2 separate regions of the Homo sapiens genome follow, and region 2 is linked to region 1. The links are chromatin loops, found by intact Hi-C in ENCODE. Cell type or tissue: spleen. All regions are shown on one strand. Region 1 overlaps LGR6 (leucine rich repeat containing G protein-coupled receptor 6). Region 2 overlaps LGR6 (leucine rich repeat containing G protein-coupled receptor 6).

Region 1 (8,000 bases):
AGGGGAAGCCATAGGTCTCCAGCCCAGGGGGCCGCCCAGCTTCAGAAGCTTCCAGAATGAGATCCACATCAGAGAAGGCTACCAGGGCCTGGGTAGAATCACAGGAGCTCTTCTCCAGCTCCCCGGCCGCAGCATAGGCTAGGGGCCCTGAGTCCCCTGCGCGGGGCCGAAGCCGCCGAAGGTCATCCCGGAAGTGGGGGTTGAAGAGCAGGTACAGCAGTGGGTTGAGGCAGGCAGGCAGGGGCAGCACCACCAGCAGGACAGACTTGACGGCCTCGGGCGTGACAGGGAAGAGGCCCAGCATGGAGGCAAAGCTGAGGAAGGCCACGGGACAGTAGAGGAGCCCGTCTGCGAAGATGAGCCAGGCCACGTGCCTCACCATGGCGCAGTCCCACACGGCCTCAAAGTCGCCCCGCGGCAGGTCACAGTACAGTTTGATGTAGGCACCGGCCACGACCAGGAAACAGAAGGAGTTCATCATCACCAGGGCCACGGTGAAGCCCAGGGCTGCTGGCTGACCCTCAGGTGGCGCGTAGGGCAGGCAGAGTGGGGAGGCCCCGTATTCTCCCACTGAGGCCAGGGGCAGCGCGGCGGCCAGCCCTGCCAGTGCCAGGCAGCCTAGGACCCCTGCTCGAACGCTGCCCAGGGAGGGGGACTTCCCATAGGCCCGGACACAGGAGACGGAGACGCTGCACTGCACTGCGGCCAGAGTGAGCAGCAGCACCGATGCCTCCGACCCAAGTACTGCCAGGAAGCCAGTGGCCCGGCAGCCTAGCCCCGTCTCCCAGCGGGCTCCGTACTCAGAGAACTGACCAAAGGTCAGGGCATCGACTGAGGCTAGAAGGCCACAGGAAATGCCAGTCAAGGTGTTGGCGCCTGCAATCGCACCTACCACAAACTTGACCGGGGGCAGGGGGACAGGCCCGCCAGCGAACACGGTCAGCAGCACCAGTCCATTGCAGAGCACGGAGAGCAACACGATGGCCCACACGGCCAGGCGGATGCCCCAGCTTTCAAAGAGGTACTCACAGGGCTTGAAGGGGCCTGTAGGAGAGATCAGACATTAACCCTGGGCCAGAGGATGGTGGGACCAGGTCTTCAGGACCAAGGTCAGCCTCTGTATTCAGAGAATTTCCAATCAAAAGGAGATGAACATGGCCCTTGCCCTCGGAAAACTCCCAGTCTAAGGGAGGCTGACCCTGTTTCTGGCCCCAGAGAACTCCAAGTTGGAGGTTCTCTCACCTTAGAGAACTCCCAGCTGTGGGACATACACGACTCTTCTTCCGAAGAGCTGCAAGTGGGGTGAACCCTAACCCTCCTCTCAATACACCAGAACATAGAACGCATATAGGCCAGGCATGGTGGCTCACGACTATAATTCCAGCACTTCCGGAGGCTGAGGCGGATGGATTGTCTGAGGTCAGGAGTTTGAGACCAGCCTGGCCAACAAAGCAAAACCCCATCTCTACTACAAATACAAAAAATTAGCTGGGTGTGGTGGCACGCACATGTAGTCCCAACTACTTGGGAGGCTGAGGCAGAAGAATCACTTGAACCCGGGGGACGGAGGTTGCAGTGAGCTAAGATTGCTCTACTGCACTCCAGCCTGGGCAACAGAGCAAGACTCTCTCTCTCCCCAAAAAAACAAAAAAAAAACAAAAAAACACACACATGGTACAAATTAATACAGTACAAACCCAGATATTGAGGAAATGTTAAGTGAAGGACAGCACTGGAAAGAAAGGAAGGACAGGCTGCCATCAAGGAGTGGAGAGGGTATCAGAATTGGGAGCTATGGTGGGTAGGGACAGAGGCATGAGGGACTGCCCAGACAGTAACCAGTCTATGCCTGAGGCTCTGTTTCTCTCAGTCAGTCCCCAGTGATCCACTAAGTCCTCCACTGTGGGAGAGTCCTGACCAAATATTATACCAGGCTGGCTCTCCCTTGCTCTGTGAGAGGGGTACAGACCACATTGAATACTTGTCAGTCAATCAGTATTTCGGAGGTAAATTGCCTCAAGTACAGTAAATCAAAATACAGATGACTTCTGGGGTTTTCCAACCTAGGTCCACACGAGATGCGTGAGATCCTGGTGTTTTCCATCCCTCTCTCCAAAGTCTGTTCCTAAATCACCTTGTAACTTTGGAAATATTATTTCTTCATTTTCTTTGGCTTTCCACTCTTGTTCTTCAATGTGTTTCTTGGTAGCTTGGGAATTTGAGAGGCTTTTGTGGGAGCTATTTTTAAACCTTTTCTTTCTTATTACCAAATATAATAGGTGATAACTGTAGAAAATTTGAAAATATAACATGAAAACATTAAAATGACATGAGACTTCACCTCTCAGAGATAACTCATTATTTTGGTATGCTTCCGTCCAGTCTTTAAAAAATACATACATACATATAGGTTTTCAAGCTAAATTAAGATTTTACTGTTGTTATCATTTGGATATGGTTTGTCTGCACCAAAACTCATGCTGAAATGGAATCCCCCAATGTGGGAATGTTGGAGGTGGGGCCTAGTGGGAGGTGTCTGGGTCATGGGGACAGATCCCTCAGGAACAGATTAATGTCCTTCTGTGAGGGTGAGTGAGTTCTCAATCAATCCAGGGAATGGATTAGTTCCCTAGGAGTGGGTTGTTAAAGGGAGTCTGGCTTCTCTTTCACCCTGTGATCTATTTGCACATACCCACTCCCCTTCTGCTTTCCATCACAAGTTGAAGCAGCCTGAGGCCCTCATCACATGCAGCTGTCCAATCTTGAACCTCCCAGCCACCAGAATTGTGAGTCAAACAAAACTCTTTCCTTTATAAATTACCTAGCCTTAGGTATTCTGTTATAGCAACACGAAGCGGACTAAGACAACTGTATATGCGTTTCTCGTTCTCTTTAAGTCACATTTTTATCAAGCAGACTTTCCCAAATTTTTTCCCAGAGAAATATTTTTATATTACTCAAAACATATTTTATGTACCATAAAATGTACCATAATTATTTGACCATTTGGTGTGAGTTATTTTAGAAGCAAGCTCGAGTTGGACTTTGTCTTTTGGAACTTCCTCTTTTACCTCATCCCTGCTGATTACTGGTTTTCAGAGGTGAAATTTCCATGGCATTGTGAATGCAGCATGTGTGTTTTTCCAAGTCAGAAGCAGCACCTGCTTCCTCCAGGTTGGGTTAGTGCTCTGGCCCCAAGCTGGCACTAGAGGGCGTGCTGTTGTCACCAAGCACTGAAAACTCGGGCTGGGCAAGGCCAGGCAATCACTCTATAGGCTTTAGAGAGGGTAAAGGGAGAAGGCAAGGGTCCTGGGCCAGAGAAAGCTGGAAAACTGGAAAACGGAGGTGGAACGAAATAGAAGAAGCAAACTGTTCATCACTTCTGTTCATTCTGAAGAATCCCATCCTTGCCTAAGTAGCATGCTGCTTGCCACCTTCTGTGGCCTGTTAGCATTTTATATGCAAGCGAAGGGACTTCCTCACTCTAAATGTCTCAAGTTGAATTGCACCAAAGAGAAAGAGAATTTTCTTTTTTGCTTTCTTTATAGCAGGATGGATTTAGGTTAGATGCTAAAGGAGGCTTCCGCAACTATAAGCGTTAGATGGTGCTGTAAGGACTTACCCAGGGATACTATGGAGTTTTTCCACTGTGCAGAGTTTTAACAGAGACTGTAATCTTCCTGGGATGGAGCAGGGAGGGATGGAGAAGGTGACCTGTTGGAGTCCCACCTGGCTCTAGGATTCTGTGGTATGGGTCTTAGACTGAGGGATTACTCAAAAGCAGTCCCACGTGCCACCCTGAGCAATGGGGTCAAGGCATTCTTTCCTGCTTCTCTCCTGTGTAACAGTAGTTTTATCCTGGATGCATAAATGCTAATTGGCTGATTGCTTGACTTCGCCTCCATTCATGCTACTCCCCTCAAGCAGCCACCCAAGGGAAAGAACTCCAGTTCCTTCCCCAGGAATTACGAAAGGAGGGCCCTCTTGCAGCAGGCTGGGAGTCAGGCAAAGAATGTGGCTGCAGACATGCCAGGCTGAACTAATACCTCAACTAGGTGGTTGGGTGCCCTTTCTCCATTCCCCCTCGTCCCCATTCCCCAGACACCACCTCACCTGGAGTAGGGCTACACTGGACACTGGGGTGTGGCTTTGAGTCCTCCATCTCCAGCTGGAGCTCATCCAGGTCCTGGTCATCTGAAAGGAGAGACAAAGTGATGCAGGGTCCTGGGTCTTGGTGTCAGTCAAGCCCTACCTTTCTCCAAATGCCCCCTCCTTTAAGATGTCCCTTACTAACTCTGCTCAGCACTGTTCATTCTAGCAACCCGGCACATCCATTTCTACCCTTGGGGGTAAAGATTTGGTCAGCTTCCTATTATCCACATGTGGATTATCTGCACTGAAGAGTGCACAGCAAACATTTCACCTAGACCTTCTCTTTCTATTAGTCAGGGCTCTATGTCCTCTCCAGTCAGCCTTACCCACAAGTGCTGCTTCGAGTTGGAGTGGAAGCTGTTTCAATAATGTATGCTAGTGATCACACATTCTCTACTCTGGCTGGGCTGTCACTGTAATTTTGTGTCCAGTTGTGAAAACTACACATTAAGAAAAACATCAGTGAGCTGCAGTGTGTTTAGACGTGAACGAGTGAACTAGGGGGTGGGAGAGCAGAAGCCATTTGTGAGAGAAACAGTCAAAGCAACTGGGCGGTGTTTAACTTGGAGGAGGTAAGAGTAAGTGGGGGTATCATGGCCGTCCTCAAAGGGCTGAAGGACTGTTAGGGGTAAAGGAATTTGACTTCTACATGCTGTTTTGCCCCAGAGGGTAGAACCAGGATCAATGGATGGACTGTAGAACGAGGCAAATTATGATTCGAATGGAGACACTCTACTACTTCCTAACAAGAGTAAGTTCCCACAATTAGAGCTGTCCAGCAAAGGAACACCCCACCTTCAACAGGTGCAGAGTAGGTCCACATCTGCTGAGTGCAATTCTGGCACTGGGCAAATGCAGAAGAATTTCAGGGATGAATAAGAGATGGACCTGCTCTCAAAGAGCTTGTGGAGACTAATAAGGAAACAAATTGTCATGCTACAATGAGTGCCATCAACTAACAGATTTATTTACTAGCTAGAAGGGAATAATTTGAATGTTCCTAGCATAAAGAAAAGACAAATTTTTAAGGCAAAGGATATCCCGATTACTCTGATTTGATCTTTATATACATTATATGAATGTATTAAATAATCACATGTGCCCCCCATACATACATTTATTATGTATCAATTAGAAAAAAATTTTCAGCTAATAGATTCACTGAACAATAAGGGTTAACATTTCTTGAGTTCTTATTCGGCACCAGGTACTGTGCCCAGTCAGTCCTCATCTTCATGGTCCCATTAACCTTCACAACATCCATGTGAGGCAGGTGACAGATAAGGAGACTGAGGCTCATTGAAGTTAAGTGGCTTGCCTGCAGCCTCACAGCAATAGACTAGAATTCAGATGCAGGTTTGTCTGACTACAGAGCCCAGATGTTTAACCATCATGCTTTCCCAGGCAAGGGACTGATTACTTTGGGGGGTCAGGGGGTGGGGAGGGTTCAGGAGATTTACAGATGCATGAGCTGAACATAATTTGTCACTGATGATACTAAACAGAAAGTCCCCAATGGGAGAGAAAGCACTTCTACCTGAGTCAGAGGCTGGACTAGATCATCTTTAATGTTCTTTTCAATTCTAAGTCCAGGCTTTACACTTTTTTTTTTTTTTTGAGATGGAGTCTCGCTCTGTTGCCCAGGCTGGAGTGCAGTGGCATGATCTCGGCTCACTGCAAGCTCTGCCTCCTGGGTTCACGCCATTCTCCTGCCTCAGCCTCCTGAGCAGCTGGGACTACAGGCGCCCGCCACCACGCCTGGCTAATTTTTTGTATTTTTTTAGAGATGGGGTTTCATGGTGTTAGCCAGGATGGTCTGGATCTCCTGACCTTGTGATCCGCCTGCCTCGGCCTCCCAAAGTGCTGGGATTACAGGCGTGAGCCACCGTGCCCGGCCTTACACTTTTTTTTTCTTATTCACTTTTGCAGTGTTTCTCAAACTAGGGCCTGTGAACTCTAGGGGGTTGCAGACATGCTGGAGGTCCACAAATTCTATACGAATTTTGAAATGAGAATCTAGAACATTTTATAATCTATAAAGACAAAACATTTTTTGCAGTGATAATCCATCACTGAAAGGCTTTTTAAAGAATAAGACAAGTTTCTCAGGTCAGACTGGAAATGTGTCTGAAGACCCAAGTTGGGGAAAGAATGGCTTGTCTTCAAAAGGTAACTGTACAATCTTCAGGTTTAAGAGACAGCATCCTGTGGGCTCTTCCTCCATCATACAGGGCAATGGATAGGTGACTCTGTTTGTTGCACTTGTTCCATCTTTGGTTCACAAAGTCTGTTTCCTGTGTGGATCCTTCCTCCTCACTTAAAGGGTAAACACCATCAGTTGGGAGCTTTCCCAGGAGGCAGGAAGACTGTGAAGCTGCTCCTGGCCCAGACACCATCAGGGCAGGTCGGAGGCTGAGTCGTGCCCACAGAGTCCTGGCATTTCCTCCTCTCTACCTTTCACTCCCTGCCCACCCCTGCTCTCCAGAAAGAAGTTCAGCAATTCTTTGAAATCAAAATGCATGAATGAAACACAAGGGGTGAAACCCGTGGACTCTGTCTGAGGCTGGGAAAATCACAGCCAAGGTGTTAAGTAACCACTCTTCAAACGAGGAGGAAATCGAATCTGGCTGGAGCAGCAGCTCCTGGCTTTCCTTCTCGAGGCTCATTAGCTCCCACAGGAAGTGGGGGGCCCTGCCCTAGCTCCCGTTACAGGCGGCAGGCAGCCCACGATCTTGACGCCCTGTGGTTCTCCAAGACCTAAGCTCGGTGGAAAGTTTCACCTTGAGGAAGGAAAGTTTCCATTCTTCCTTCCAGCCCCCTGAGGGAGTGTACAGCAGACATCCGGGAATGTCCCCCGGGGACAGCTGTCTGCTGGCCCAGAGCCAGCCAGGCTGCTGGGCTGCTCCTCATCGGGTCCTCATACCCTCCCTAGGGAGGTGTGTTAATACATTGGGAAGAAGGCTCTCAGAGACCCCCAGGTTGCCTGCCCACCATTTGCCCTCCATACACTGTGCCCCGGACTCCACAGTTGCACTCTCCCTATACATGTACACCAGAAGGCACCAGTCCTCAGTAGTAGCGATGAGCATACTTCATCATTTATGGAATCTTTTAGTCTTCCCCAACAGCCTATGAGCTATCCATTATCTTTCTCATTTACTTATTTATTTATTTAGTTTTTTGAGACAGAATCTCACTCTGTCACCCAGGCTGGAGTTTGCAGTGGTGCGATCTCAGCTCACTATAACCTCCGCCTCCTGGGCTTAAGCCATTCTCCTGTCTCAGCCTCCCAAGTAGCTGGGACTACAGGCGCATGCCACCATGACTGGCTAATTTTTGTATTTTTGGTAGAGAAGGGGTTTCACCATGTTGGCCAGGCTGGTCTCGAACTCCTGACCTAAAGTGATCCACCCGCCTTGGCCTCCCAAAGTGCTGGAATTATAGGCTTGAGCCACCGCGCCCAGCCAATTATCTTTCTCATTTAAAGATAAGGAAAGTGAGGCTCAGTATGGTTACATGACTGGTCCAATGCAATCCAACTGGTGAATGTTGTAGTTGGGATTGGACCTCAGTTTTGTCTACGCTGTAATGAGATGTTTTTCTTACATGTTTATATTTGATTTTTCGTTTGTTTATTTTCTCCATTGAAATATTGTGGAGAGTTAGAGATGGAAAAAGAATACCCCAAAGCAGAGGACCCCTACTCTCTCCCTCCTAATTCTGCTTGTGTTCTGTAATACGGGCAGGGGGAGAGGGAAGCCCTTTTATCTGCCCTTGGTATCTAAGATACCACTTAGTAAATGATCCCTCAGAACCCCCTTGGCTGCCTGCCTCCAACATGTGCCTTT
Region 2 (8,000 bases), 46 kb after region 1:
TCATGTGCCTCACCATTGTGTTGTGTTGGCACTGAGGTGCATGATGGGAGGTTAAGAACCTGCTCACCTGTTCACCTAGGTGTCCTGCCCAGGTGGGACACCAGGGCAGAGATTGTGGCTGAGCTGAGAAGATGGCCATGTACCATAAGGAGGTGCTAGGAGGCAGGCAGGAAGTGGGTCAGGGCAGGGCAAGGGGAAAACTTATTCTGTGAGCTCAGGGGGCACTTGGAAGTGGCCTTTGCTATGTATGTGCGTATGTGTGAGTACACACGTTTGCTGGCCACATGCATGTGCACGCTCACACATGTAACCTACAGTCCTGGTTAGTCCATCTCCTGCATTTTGTGTAACCCATAGGCAGGAGAGCTTGGGAAGGGCCCTTTTGCCAGGCTGGGCCGAGCATGGCACTGGCTTAAAACAGGGCCTTACTTTCTCAGCCTCTTAGGGAAGGGCTGGATGGGCTGAGCCTCCAGGCCTCTTTCCGCTCTGTCAGAGAGAAACTATCTTCTGTCCTGGCTCATGATATCCTAAGTGGCATGGTAGAGCAGCTGAGGGCTGGAGAGGGGAGGTGTTTGCTGCCCTGCTCCTGGTACTTGGGAACTGGGACACACCAAAGGAGAAAAGGAAGAAAACTGGCAAATGAAGAAGGTGGAATGAGCACATGGAAGAAATCGGCCAGGACTGTGTTTGTGTTTGGGATGAGCAGAGAGACGGGGCGTTTACACTCAGGCCAGGTGGGCTTGGGGGTGGGGCATGGACCCAGGGTAGCACTGCCAGATATAGCAAATAAAACAACATGCTACCCATTTAAATTTGAATTTCAGATAAATAATAATTTTAGCATAAATATGTCCTGTGTAATATTTGGGACAATGCCCAGTTAAATCTGAATTTCAGATAAGCAAGTATAAGTTTGAATAAGTCCCATGCAACATTTGTATTTTATCTGGCAGCTCTGACCCAGGGGGCTCCTGTGATGTGGAAGGTGTGGGCTTTGCCATCACACAGATGTAGCCACAAATACCCTCCTTTAACCTTTTGTGTTGCTTTCCTCAGCTGTATGGTTTGATGACTTGCCCACCCCAGAGACAGTGAGGACAAACACCCCCTTAGAGGGAGACTCCACGAAGCACAGAGGGGAGTGGAGGAGGCAGCAGGAGACAGGCGCAGTATTGGCTTCTATTAAACTTTCTCCTCTCTCCCCTCTCTCTTTTTTTTTTTTTTTTTTTTTGAGACAGAGTTTCACTCTTATTGCCCAGGCTGGAGTGCCATGGTGCAATCCCAGCTCACTGAAACCTCTGCCTCCCGGGTTCAAGCGATTCTTCTCCCTCAGCCTCTGGAGTAGCTGGGATTGCAGGCACCTGCCACCAAGCCCGGCTAATTTTTTTGTATTTTCGTAGAGACAGGGTTTCACCATGTTGGCCAGGCTGGTCTCGAACTCCTGACCTCAGGTGATCCACCCGCCTCAGCCTCCCAAAGTGCTGGGATTACAGGTGTGAGCCACCGCGCCCAGCCTCCCCTGTATTTTCTGGTTGGACACCTGCTCCCTGCCCCCAGGAACCTCTGACTCTTGGGAACACCTAAGGGTCGACACCTGGCTATAGAGCAACCCCTCTTACTATCTCCCCACCCAGCTCCCGGTAGGATAAGGTGCTCTCTGGAGAATTCCCCCACCCTTTCAAGTCAGGGTTCAGGCTCCCCTGGGATCTCTAGTCCTCTAGGGTAGGGGGGTCCTAGGCTCCCCTGCCATCTGGCAGCCAGGAAAGGGGTATTGGATTGCTGAAGGAGTCTCCGAGCCGCCAGCAGAATCCTCCACTTGGGACTAAAAGACCTTTTTAAGCAGCTCCCCGTAGAGGGTGGGAGAGCCAATCCTGATGGACTCTGGCTTGGCAGGCTGAAGAGAGCAATTATACCAATTAAGCTCTGGAACAGAATCAACAACCCCCAGCAGCGCCTCTCGTTCTCCCACGTGGACCTGGCCCCTCAAGTGATTTCTGATTATAATTCTTACCTGCAGTAATGGGGCAGATTAGCAGGGACCTCACAGGCCAGTTCGGGCTTGCTTAGGCTCTGGGGAAACAGCTTAACCTGTCGAGGGCCAAACTGCTTCTCATACTCCCCCAGCTAAGGGCTGAGGCTGAAGCAGGGAGGGAAGGAAGGGGACCCTTCCCTCCAAGTCCCAAGGGGCATGTGGTGTGAAAGTCGCCAGGTCATAGGACATCCCAGGGAGATGGGGACATAGGGTCCTGGTCTGAATTGACTGAAATGAGATGAGGACCTAACAGGGAGCAAGCGTAGCAGAAGAGCTTTAGGTTAGACAGCAAGAAGTGACCCACTGACAGCGACCCAGGACAATAGCGTACACTAAGAATCACACTGTGTCAGAGCCTGAAGGAGCCTTCCAGCCTCACTCGTCTCATATGAGGAGCCTGAAGCCCACAGAGATAAAGAGAAATGCCCAAAGGCAGTGGTAGGGCTGGGACTCAAACTCAGAGCTTCGCAGGGTGTGGTGGCTCACGCCTGTAATCCCAGCACTTTGGGAGGCTGAGGTGGGCAGATCACCTGAGTTCGGGAGTTCAAGACCATCCTGACCAACATGGGGAAACCCCATCTCTACTAAAAATACAAAATTAGACGGGCGTGGTGGCACACGCCTATAATCCCAGCTACTTGGGAGGCTGCGGTAGGAGAATCACTTGAACCCTGGTTGCGGAGGTTGCAGTGAGCCGAGATCGCGCCATTGCACTCCAGCCTGGGCAACGAGAGCAAAACTCTGTCTCAAAAAAAAAAAACAAAAGCAAAAACAAAAACAAAACAAAACAACTCAGAGCTTCTTTTCACTCTACCAGTCTAGTTCCCCAAAAGCGAAGGAATGACAGAGAGACTCACAGTTCTTTGTGTAAGATATGGATATGCAAGAAGCATATCTCTATTTGGAAACCAGGGGCCCTTACAGCCCACAGAGGACTAAATCAATCTAGTGGACCCTTTCTGGGATTTATTTCTCTAATCCATCTTATATCCTACCAGATCTTAGTCAAATACAAGATAAAGGGGACAGATTCAGGGGTCTGAGTGGGCCTCTAGCTGACCCATGGATGTCATCAAATATTCATTTAAAAGCAATCACTCGTGCAAAGCTCCATGCTCAGGGCTTTGCCATAGTACCCGCTCCCTGAGTGCAGGCTGACTTTAAATTCAAAGGTCAGTGTGCCCTAAGGGAGGCGAGGAAAGCAAGGGAAAGAGGGCAGGTGTCCTCCTCTTCTGTTCCATTCAGGTCAGCCACGACTTGGGTCCCCTCCCTAGCTCTGAGCCACATTACATGAGAAGACATGGCAATGGTAGGACAGAGGGCTTTAGGAGCAGAGAGAGACTGAAACCCAGAATTCATGAGGAAAGGTGGGCCTGAATGAAGTAGGCTCCACAGGGCTGGGGCACATCCAGAGAGGAATTCCACTTCTCATCCAAGAAGAGGAAGATGATGCCTCCAGAGTCTCTTCCATGACATGGTCTCATCCTAAGAAAGTATCTCCAGCCAGTCCTAGTACCTGAAGTATCCCTTTCCCTCCCCAGCCTATCAGGGTTTTGCAGAGTAGGAAAGGAGGGCAAAGGTTCTGTTTCAGATGCTGAAAGCTCAGAGAAGGGGAGCCCCTAGCCAGCTTTCTTCCAGTGACTTACAAACTCAGGTTGCTGAATTTAGTGGGCTTCTCTGCCCAAACTCCCACACCAGCCTGGTTGCCTCCCTCTCTCCTTGAAGCTGCCCATCACTAAGACCCTCCTGAATAGGAGTGGCTACATAATGGGGATGAAAAGCCTGTGTTTACCAAGAATCTCAGCTGGGCACAGTGGCTCATGTCTATAATCCCAGCACTTTGGGAGGCTCAGGCGGGAGGATTGCTTGAGCTCAGGAGTTTGAGACCAGCCTGGACAAAATAGCAAGACACCCTCTCTAGAAAAAAATTTAAAAGTTAGCCAGGCATGGTGGCACGCTCCAGTAGTCCCAGCTACTCAGGAGGCTGCGGCAGGAGGATCTTTTGATCCCAGAAGTCGAGGCTGCAGTGAGCTGTGTTCACACCACTTCACTCCAGCCTGGGCAACAAAGTGAGACCCTATTTCCAAAACAAACAAACAAAAAACTTCAAGATGGCAATAGAACACTAAACCAGGTACAGGCCCCTTCTGCTATCAGGGCCCTGGCAACCACACAGGTCGCAGGCCCATGAGGTCGGCTCTGCTCCCAAACTAAAAAATCCTCAAAAGCTGTGGGCTAGGCCTGCTCCTGTTCTCATTTCCTAACTCTGCGTTTGAGAGGAAGAAAGAGGCTGGGAGGTGAGATACCTTGAGGACAAAGACAGTTCATTTGACACAGGATTACTGATTGTTTGCTCCTGGCCGACCCCAGGGCTGGTTTTCATCTCTGAACCCCCCACCCCTACTTGGCTACATAGCTGACTTTCAGTTGAACACAGGAAGGGAGAGAATAGAGAAAAGATGTGGGTGGGGAGGGGGACATCTCAGTCTCTGGTTGGAGTACAGAATGGAGGGTGGAAGGGGGAGGATATTAAAAGTTAAAAAAAAAAAAAGCAGCCACTATGGAAATGGTTATTCTGTGGGGAAAATATTCCACGTGGGAGCCGTTGATTGCCTGGAGGGACCAACGGCCCTGACCGAGAGCCTGCCTGGGAAGGCAAGGATTCCAGCAGGGAGCAGGCTGGCACCTGCCGAGCAGTGAGGAGATGCCCTTGGGCCTTCCATAGGCGGCAGGGCCCAGCCTCCCACACCAGCACCAGCCGCCAGTGCCAGGTGCCAGCTTCTGCACGGAGGGCCACGGGGCTCCAATGGGGTTGTGGGGTCCCCTGCCCATGGCATGTCCTGGCCCTGCTTGGCAGGAGGGCTTGCTCGACTGGGGAACACACAGAATCTGTACCCACAGACTCCACCAACTCAGGCACGGATGCTCATGAGCTTCTGCCTTCCCGCGGACTGACACCCCTCCCAGCCTCTCTCCTGGAGAACACAGCCTGCATTCTGTGAAGGCCCTTTATGGTCTCATGAAGGCTTCCATAAAGCCCTACTGCCCCCACATCCCTCCCTCACTACCTATCAGACTGCCTGAAATGCCTCTCATTACAGATGGTATCATTCCCTTTGTCTTCAATTCAATAGGATTGGATTAAATATAATAAACATTCATTGAGTGCCTACTATTATGCCAGCCTTGTGCTTAGTTCTAGGGTTCAAACTTGAATAACACATAGTCTCTTTCCAGAGAAGCTCTTAGACTATATACTTTGCTGTTTGATAAAACAATATAAAAACCTTAGCTTTTATATTGAGAAGGAGCTAATTGCCAGGTGTGCTCAGCATTTACATATATTATCATATTTAATCTTCATGCTAGCCCTGTGGAGTAGGAACCTTATGCTTCCCATCTTGCATGCAGAAAAGGAGGCTCAGAGGAATGAAGCCATTGGTCTGACTCCAAAGCTACCACTCAATTCAGGCTTATTGATAAGGCTTCTCCTTATCAAGATTTGAACATCAGAGCTTGTCCTGAAAGGCCTGTCCCATTTAATGAAAAGAAACCTTCTCAGTTAAAGAGTACACTCCTAGCCGAGGCCCTTAGGGGGCTGAAAACTGGGGCTGTAGCCAAAGGGACTAAACAGTGTGTCTGCACTAGAAGTAGTCACCAAGCCCAGAATCCATATGACTGGACTCCAGACCCAGTTACAGGGAGCTCCCCTTCAAGCAGGTGCCAGGCATTGACCTACATATAATCTGGGAAGCTAAGGACTCCCCAGATCCATCATCCCTCCATCTTGGGTGTTGTATGCCTCTGGTATCCTCTAAGACAACACTGTTCAATAGAGCTTTCTGCAGAGACATATTCATTATCCGCCCTGTGGCTATTGAGCTCTTGAAGTGTGGCCAGCATGACTGAGGAACCGCATTTTAAATTTTATTTTAACTGACACATGCCATACTGGATGGCACAGTTCTAAGAAATTAGCCAGGCGTTCCACACAAGACATGAAGGATACAGAGATGAATGAATTTGGTTCCTGCCCTCAAGGAACTCATAGTCTAGCAACGAAGATTAACAAATAATCAATTGTGATTGTGTGTGTGTGTGTGCGCGCGTTAGAGAGAGAGGAAAAGAGAGGCTGTGTCTGAAAATGGTGTGCACCAAGAGTTGAGGGAATGAATTAAAGGGTGTGGAACCTTCAGCCACGGAGGTAGGACAAACTTCCTAGAAGGAGTAAAGAGGGGACATTCATGTGAGTCTTGAGGAATAACTGAATTTTCACCAAGTGGATGAGGGTAATGAGCATTTCTGGCAAAGAAGGGTGTGTGCAGAGGTACTGACCAAAGAACAACATGGGAGAGGAGAACAACTCATCTGTGCTGAGCAGAGGGTCCTGGGTGACGCAGGGAGTGAGGGCTTGGGTCAGATGCGAAAGGTAGTAGGGAAAAGAACGTGCGGGTCCTTGGGGGCTTTATGGATCTGAACTTTAAATTGTAGGCATTGGGAAGTCTGGGTTGAGAAAGACCACTCTGGTGGGGTGGGGGTGGGGATGTGAAGGCTGGCAAAGGTCTTGTTCTTGCTGATACACAGGGCGCTATGACTTCAGACGAGTCCCTTTCCTCTCTCCAGGATCAGTGTCTTCACCTGCTCAAGGAGGGGTTCGCTTCAAGAGTCCCTGTGGCTCTGTCCGTCCGAGAGCCTATACATTCTTTGGACAAATTCTTCTGTGCTATGTCCCTGTGTCCCCAGGCAGGGCAACTTACAAGCACATGGTGTTGTGCAGAGGCACAGAGTAGCCAACCCCCACTCCCCCACCTCCAGGCATCTCAAGATGACCAAATTCTACCATTTGGATAATATTCTTTTTTTAGAGTGTAGAAGCTGCCTGTTATTTTTTTTTTTTTTTTAATCTGGAAAGTATTATTAGGTAGCCTTTTAGTGGAGAACAGCTTTTTGAGAGAAGCTTCTAAAAATGAGACACAGACTTGGAACACAGGGAGCTTTGGACCAGAGAGATGAGGAGCTGGGAAAGATGGTCGATAGAGGTGGGAGATAGTAAAAGGCCAACTTCAGAGCTTTGAACAACTTTACCCAAGTGCCCACTTTGGTCACTTTTCTCCCCCATTACATGGGAAGACCCCTGAAGACGCGGGCTATGTCCCCTCTTTCCCTGAAACTTGCCCACCATGGATATTCAGTCTGTGTTTTTTATTGATCCAGTTATGGGCACTTTCAGCATTGTTCAGATGATTGCTTGATGGGGAGATCACAGCAGTGGAAGTGACAGCTAACAGGGACCCCACTTAACCAGGGAGGAAAGGGGACTCTGAGGGACTGAGTGATTTGTCCAAGGTCACAGAGTAAAGAGATGGCAAAGCCAGAGAAGGCATTGGTTTTGAGTCCGGTGTTCTTTGAGTTCACTGTTCACCTCTCTCCTGCCCTTGTCCTCTTGGGAGAAGAAGAAGGTGTTCACCGATTCCTGCCCACCCCCACATACAGTGCAATGGGGGGCCCCCAGAGACACTTCCCAGGTCACTGGTTGAGGAACTATGAAGACCCTGGTCTCTGAGAACCATTCCTTGGCAGCATCCAACACTTGGGGCTCATCCCTTGCATCCCAGCAGTGCCTCTCCCCATCTGGAACCCATCACCAGGCCCTCACAGAGCACACAAGCCCTGAAGAGCCCAAAAGTGACAACTCTGGGGAGTCGGAGCCTGAGTACTCCTGGTGGGACAGTCCCATGGTGACAGAGAGCATGGGGAGCAGAGGAGGTCAACTGAGCCACCAGAAGCTGGAGTGAGAACTCCACTTCCCTGCAGAGGTGGGGTGGGGGTGATGGTGCATGGAGCCTTGAATTAACCTTTCCATACCCACTTACAATTGAGGAGAGAGGGGAGGTGGGAGCTAGAGCAGCACTTTTCTCTCTCTCCTCACCCAGGGGAAAAGCTTGTTGGAGGAAAGTGATTTCATCAG

What was found. A loop is a pair of places that touch in the nucleus more often than their neighbours do. Peaks named below come from ENCODE experiments on the same cell type or tissue, not always from the same donor. Only the 100,000 strongest peaks of a DNase experiment are listed, where the experiment ranks them.
Region 2: a loop joins it to region 1, with 2.4 times the contacts of the local background. A loop is called at or near these places in 41 of 110 quality-filtered maps.

Annotation. Positions count from the first base shown.
Region 1 is chr1:202,310,996-202,318,995 of GRCh38, reverse strand. LGR6 (leucine rich repeat containing G protein-coupled receptor 6) reads right to left here. Exons shown (of 18, transcript NM_001017403.2): 17 at 4,114-4,194; 18 at 1-1,044. Among named protein-coding and RNA genes, the nearest start is that of UBE2T, 27 kb to the left of the region's middle. RefSeq lists a silencer at 415-575. In spleen, CTCF peaks have their summits at 2,989 and 3,189 (motif pointing right); DNase peaks (open chromatin) are centred at 205, 595 and 3,215; H3K27me3 peaks cover 1,721 bases.
Region 2 is chr1:202,265,040-202,273,039 of GRCh38, reverse strand. The region is part of intron 4 of LGR6 (leucine rich repeat containing G protein-coupled receptor 6); the gene reads right to left. Among named protein-coding and RNA genes, the nearest start is that of UBE2T, 73 kb to the left of the region's middle. In spleen, no CTCF peak of the experiment used is centred here; a DNase peak (open chromatin) is centred at 4,859; H3K27me3 peaks cover 1,544 bases.